2 separate regions of the Mus musculus genome follow, and region 1 is linked to region 2. Evidence: chromatin contacts called from ENCODE Hi-C data. All regions are on one chromosome and are shown on one strand. Each heading gives the region's core, a stretch centred on a gene start or an enhancer-like site at or near the end of the contact. The rest is flanking DNA. Distances are from core to core; before and after follow the strand shown. Region 1 holds the start of Fam166b (family with sequence similarity 166, member B). Region 2 holds the start of Unc13b (unc-13 homolog B).

Evidence for each region. Hi-C counts contacts between places; a loop is a spot of excess contacts on that map.
Region 1: a loop to region 2 is called in a map of gastrocnemius, with 3 times the contacts of the local background. The contact joins the promoter of Fam166b here to the promoter of Unc13b in region 2. A Hi-C loop is called at or near these places in 5 of 37 maps with a recorded cell type or tissue (T-helper 1 cell, T-helper 17 cell, gastrocnemius and 1 more).

Annotation. Positions count from the first base shown.
Region 1 is chr4:43,427,789-43,430,629 of GRCm38, forward strand. Fam166b (family with sequence similarity 166, member B) reads right to left here and starts at 1,346. Exons shown (of 6, transcript NM_001369077.1): 1 at 1,240-1,346; 2 at 455-678; 3 at 185-381; 4 at 1-51. The coding sequence starts at 1,301.
Region 2 is chr4:43,057,552-43,060,251 of GRCm38, forward strand. Unc13b (unc-13 homolog B) reads left to right here and starts at 1,402. Exons shown (of 40, transcript NM_001384106.1): 1 at 1,402-1,734. The coding sequence starts at 1,713.

The sequences.
Region 1 (2,841 bases), core at 96-2,595, 370 kb after region 2:
TGACATGAAGAACTTGTGGGGATCTGTATCATCCATGGAGTAGGGGGAAGCCTGATGAGAGAAGTCAATGAAAGAAAAAGAATTAAGTTCAGGCACCCCGCAGACAGCTGGCAGCCATGCCCCACGGTGCCCCCAGGCAAAGCACGAGCGCCCACCCCCACCCCACCTGCCTGCCCCATCTCACATGTGCCAACTCCTGCTTCAGCGGTGGCTCCTCTGCCTCCCGCAGCTGGTCTTCTTCCACTTCTCTCTCTCCCTTGGCTCCGTCTGGCAGTTGATGGCTCTCTTGCTCCCCGTGCCTTCGTGTAAATTCACTCATAGCTTCAGCCCAAACCTGGTTGCAGTTCTTGGCAAAAATGAACTGTGCCCGTGGTATAAAACCTGACGGAGAAGATGTGTTAGTTCACGGCACGTTCTCTTCGAAGGGGACACCCATTCAGACCTCTATACAGACCTGTATACCCAGGGATTATGCTGGAGCTGAGCCTTTCATGCCCGCGCCTGGGAGGCAGCCTCCCCTTGGAGATCACAGGAGATCTTGGAGACTGGATGGGAGGCAGAAGTGTGCGGTGGGCAGGAGGCCAGGCTAGACCAGGAGGGCCTCGGAGTAGCTGACCAGTCACCTGCCCATAGGTCTGGCCCATGCTGAACCGAAGTAGCGGGCAGTGTCCGGTGTACCTGCAGCACAGGATCCATCCCATAGCTCTGAGTTGGACCCTACACCACCATCCTGACACAGGCAGGAAAGCCCCGCTTTGGTGTGCACTTGCAGCAAGTGCTTGTGTGTTTATTTTTACACGGGGTCTCACTCTCTAGCCTAGGCTGACCAAACACCTTTGATCCTTCTACATCCCCGCCCCATGCTTGGCTCACACGGGTCCAACCACTCCTGCCCCAGCTTGAGTCTGGAGGTCTTTATTTCTGTTCTTTGTCTCTTTTACCTACTGGGGACAGGACCTAGTGCCTTGTGTTCTAGGCAATCATTAAATCACTGAAGCGACTACATCCCCAGCCCTCTGCCTGGGTGTCCAGTCCTTCCTGCTTTTACCCTGTTTCCGTGGGGACCACAACACAAAGCTTTGTTAGACCTGGCTCTCACAGCCGCTAGATTCCCCTTTCCATACCATACCATTGACACACCCCAGTTCTCATCTTGACCCCAGTGTCTGTGAACTGGCTCCTAGATCCCAATCCCCATTCCCAGAAGCAAGCAGGGGAGTGCTCTGGGAGGAGTCTTACCCTGGAATATAATGCGGATTCTCGCCGCTGAGCCCTGGGATGGAAGTGTTGACCACAGCCATGGGAACTGGCGCAGTTCCTTTTATTTCCCTTCCAGGAGGGACTCTGGGCCCTGTGTACTGTGTCCAGGGCTATGGGGCAGGAGGGAGGGGGCGGGGCCGAGAGTTGGCGAATGAAGGCCCACCCCCCACTCCCTGGAGTGGGGATTGCTGGGGTAAAGCCAGCAGAGGTGGTGGAGAGGAGCTTCCTGGTCTTCCCGGAGTGGGTGCCGCTCTGTCACTTGGAAAAGGGCAGAGGCTGAGGGGAACAGCTGCGAAAGCCTCTGGGTGGAAGGCAAGAGGATGAGGCCAGCCTGGTCTACAGAGTGAGTTCCAGGACAGCCAGGGCTACACAGAGAAACCCTGTCTCGAGAAACAGAAAGAGAGAGAGAGAGAGAGAGAGAGAGAGAGAGAGAGAGAGAGAGAGAGAGAGAGAGAGAGAGAGAGAGAGAGAGAGAGAGAAAGAGAGAGAAAGAGAGGGAAAGAAAGAGGGAAAGGGAAAGAAAAAGAAACAGATAATTGCATTAATGCAAGGATTATTTACTGGATAGCTGCTATACTCCAAATCATCCACTCATTAATAACGTCTTGCTCGGCTCAACACCCTAAGGATGGCAGAACGTACTATGCGGAAGGAAGGTCCACAAGCCTCTGGCTAAGACTGAGCCGCTGGCCTCATGTGCAGCTGCGGATGATACTGTTTACCCTGACTGCCCTGGCGCCCAAATTAATGTACCAACGTCCTGGAGCTGGAAACAGAGGCCCCACACAGGCAGGGCAAGTCCTCTACCACCCAAGTGTATCCCCCAGGACATAAAGATATTAGCTCAGAAGAATGTGAAGCCAGAATTGTGGGGTGGGGGCAAGAACTGGGGCATGAGGCCCGGCAGGCTTTGACACCTATCTGAGGGCCTCATCCTCTTGGAGGAGGTAGGTACCTTAACTTTCTCTGGCCCCAACTTCTCCAAACTCCAGTGAGAAAGTTAAAATACCTGAGCTTACCAAGACTCTGAGGGTCAGCGGTCTCGAGAAGGTAGGTGAAAGGAGTGGTGACTAAGGCCTCACGAGGATGCCTCGGCTTCTGACACAGGGAATGTGGGTGAGTGGTAACCCTGTGAGGAGTCGGGGGTGTGCTCCCACTCAGAGGGTTCAGGGAAGGAGAGTCATGTAAGGATAAAGGATTAAGACCAGCAGGCAAGCCAACTTTACTTTTTTAAACAAAGCAAAGTTTTTAACAGTCTAGATTGTGAGCCTGGGCTTCTGGCACTCTTGTAGCTAGGAGGGGCCCTGTGGAATAGCCTTAGCTCCTCAGAAGGAGACACACAAGAGGAGAGGAGGTTGCTTTCTGGCTCGAAATGGCCCTCTATGTGATGATGGAACACTTGAGCAGACACCTTGAACCCTTGAGAACACTTCCCAGGGACAAACATCAGGGTGGACTAGATGGATGAGAGACTGAGCAGCTGAAGTGACCCACTTTTCTATTCCGTTATTGTTAAGGCCATTTTTACTTTGAGTCAAAGCGTTATTACTTAAAGTCTTTGAAGGCTAGACAGGCTCAAAA
Region 2 (2,700 bases), core at 152-2,651:
TCCTTACTCTTTTCTCTTTTTTCTTTTCTTTTCTTTTCTTTTTCTTTTTCTTTTTCTTTTCTTTTTTTTAAAGACAGGGTCTGATGTAGTTCAGGGCTCCACTGAACTCACTATGTAGTCAAGGATACAAGGATAGTTTTGAATGGCTAGTCCTGCTGCCTCCGCCTCCCAAGTGCTGAGATTACAGGCATCTGATGTTTTGCTTGGCCTCAGACTGTGTGCAAGCAGCTTTGTTGGCCAAGCCTACGTGACAAGGAACTGAGGCTGGCCCATAGTTAATCAAGAACTGAGGCTATGATTCCAAGCCCTGGAGGAATTGGGTTCCGCCAACAATCACAGAAGGGAGGTTGGAACTGAGATACTCCAGTCATGCAGGCACTTGAGAGTTTCTGAAAAACCCTCAACTGGAGGACTCGGCTCAGTTGTGCCTGGATTCTTGACCTGCAGAAAGTTCCGGATAATCAGTGTTGTTTTAAGCTACTAAGCTCTGGGGTTATTTAGTTCATGCCAATAGACAACATACTGGCTGTATCTACTTAGGTCTAAAATGTGTGCACCTCACAATTTTATTAGATTGTTTCCCACTGTTTTATACTATTGGCCAGGTGCAAAGTTTCCAGTCTTGCTGGTCGGCCTCTGCATTCTCTAGGAGGATCCTTGATTTTATAACAGTTCTGTTTGTTCTTTCTAAATTCAGTACTAGAATTCAGAAGTTCAACTCCTTTTCAGTTCCTTGCTTGCTCTAGAAAAACTGCGATGAATAGTTAAATATGCCAACCACTGGCAGCCCTAAAATGCCCACTATCTTTGAGATCTCGTGACTAGTGTGTTCCAAATCTTCCCTAAGGTTCAGTTTTTTTTCTCTTCTCCAGATTCGTAGTTCTAACATTTGGAAAGACACTTAAAAAGAGAGAGAGAGAGAAAGAGAGAAAGCTTCGTGTAGCATAGGCTAGCCTTAGATTTACCATGTAGCCAAGGATGGCCTTGAATTCCTTATACCCTAGCCTCTATGTCTGGAAGAACTGGAATTTTGCCGCCATAGCCCTAATGCAACCTTGTGTAATTACTATGGCAAATCTCTCTCCGGCTGTAAAGCCTCGTCTCATTAAGGAAATCAATTGCCAAGTCTTCAATGAAGAGAATCTGGTTTTTGTGTGGAAACTCCACGCACGTGGGAGGAGCAAAAGGTTTCAACTCTCGCCTCACACAGGTGAGGGCCAGCCCCGCCCATCCTTGCTTTGAAGCCCTTTCAGTGGGCGGAGCTGCTATCAATCTTGGTTATTAGAAAAATGAAGGGGGACCTCGAAGTCTACGTGCTCCCGGGGGGGCGGGGTCGGCAGACTGGGCGCGAGCGGATTGGCCGGGAGGCGTAGCCCTTGGGGATTGGTTCCGCCCAGTCTCTCGCAGGGATCCCAGCCGGAGTGAGGGGAGGGAGTTCTGGTCGCTCACGCTTCGCAGCTATGGCGCCTCGGGGCCGCGCCCAGTCCCCAGTTTGCCGGCGGAGCCTCAGCTCTTTCCTCTGCTCACTCCGACCGTGAGAACCCGGGCGGCTTCGAGGGAGCGGGGAACGCGGCGGGCGCCGGGGACCATGAGGAGCGGCCGGACCCGCGAGGCGGACAGCAGAGGGTGGCGCGGCACCTGCTGAGAGAAAAGAGGGAGCGGCCGGGCTCCGCGCCGCCGAGGTGCGGCGGAGGCTGGTCCGCGCCTCGGCCATGTCGCTGCTCTGTGTGCGTGGTGAGTGCGCGGCCGGCGGGACCCGCGGCTCCCACGCCTGCCCGGACACTTGTGGTAGTGTCCCGGCGGCGCTTCTCCCGAACTTCGCTCCCCGCGCTTGCCCTGGGTGGCGAATGCGTTCGTAGTCACTTCTAAAGGTCCGACGAGTTTCCCCCGCTCCTTCGTGACCCCCCTTCCGCGGCGGACTGTTATCCGTCCATTCTGGCAGCCGTGAGACAGCGTTGTTGTCGGGCTTGCCAGATGCTATTAAACAGTGAAAAGGGTCCGATGCCAGTGGGCACCTGAGGGGACCTCCTATGGTTGGCGCCTGTCTAGAGCGGACAGCTTCTTCTTCTCCCCGCGCTGTGGAACTAGTTGGCCCCGGAGTAGCAGCTTTTTATGACTCTGACCGTGTTAGTGGTACAGCTGTCACATCCCTTCAAGTTTATTTCTTGATTTGCATCTTACTATTGTCTGTCTCGTCCCCGGCTCCTTTCCTGAACCTCAGTTTGTGTCAAGGCATAGATTATATTTTCACATGACACTTTGAAGAAGGAGGTGGTGTTGGCTTCTCCCCTTTGGGAGTGGAACATGGAGAAATGGTTTATTTTATTTTAGCTTTGGCTCTTTCTCTGAGGACACTTGGTCCATCCAGGAAGGGATGTGTTTGTGTGTGATGGTTCTTGGAAACAACAGTCTTGTTATATAGTCCAAGCTGGTTTGGAGTTCATTGTATGGCTCAGTCTGGTTTGGAAGTTGTGATTTAACCACCTCACCTCCCGAGGACTGGGGTTACAGGAAGCTTTTTATAAAACCAGAGCTTTGGAGTTTAAGTCATGTGAGGTACAGTGCCCTGAATTTAGCTCTAGAGACTGTGTTGCTGGTGTTTTTATTTTTTACAAAATAGTATTCCGAGTGCCAAGCTCCGTAGAAATTTTGAATGAATGCAAGAACTGTGATTTTAGAGAGATTAACTGGCCAGAAAAA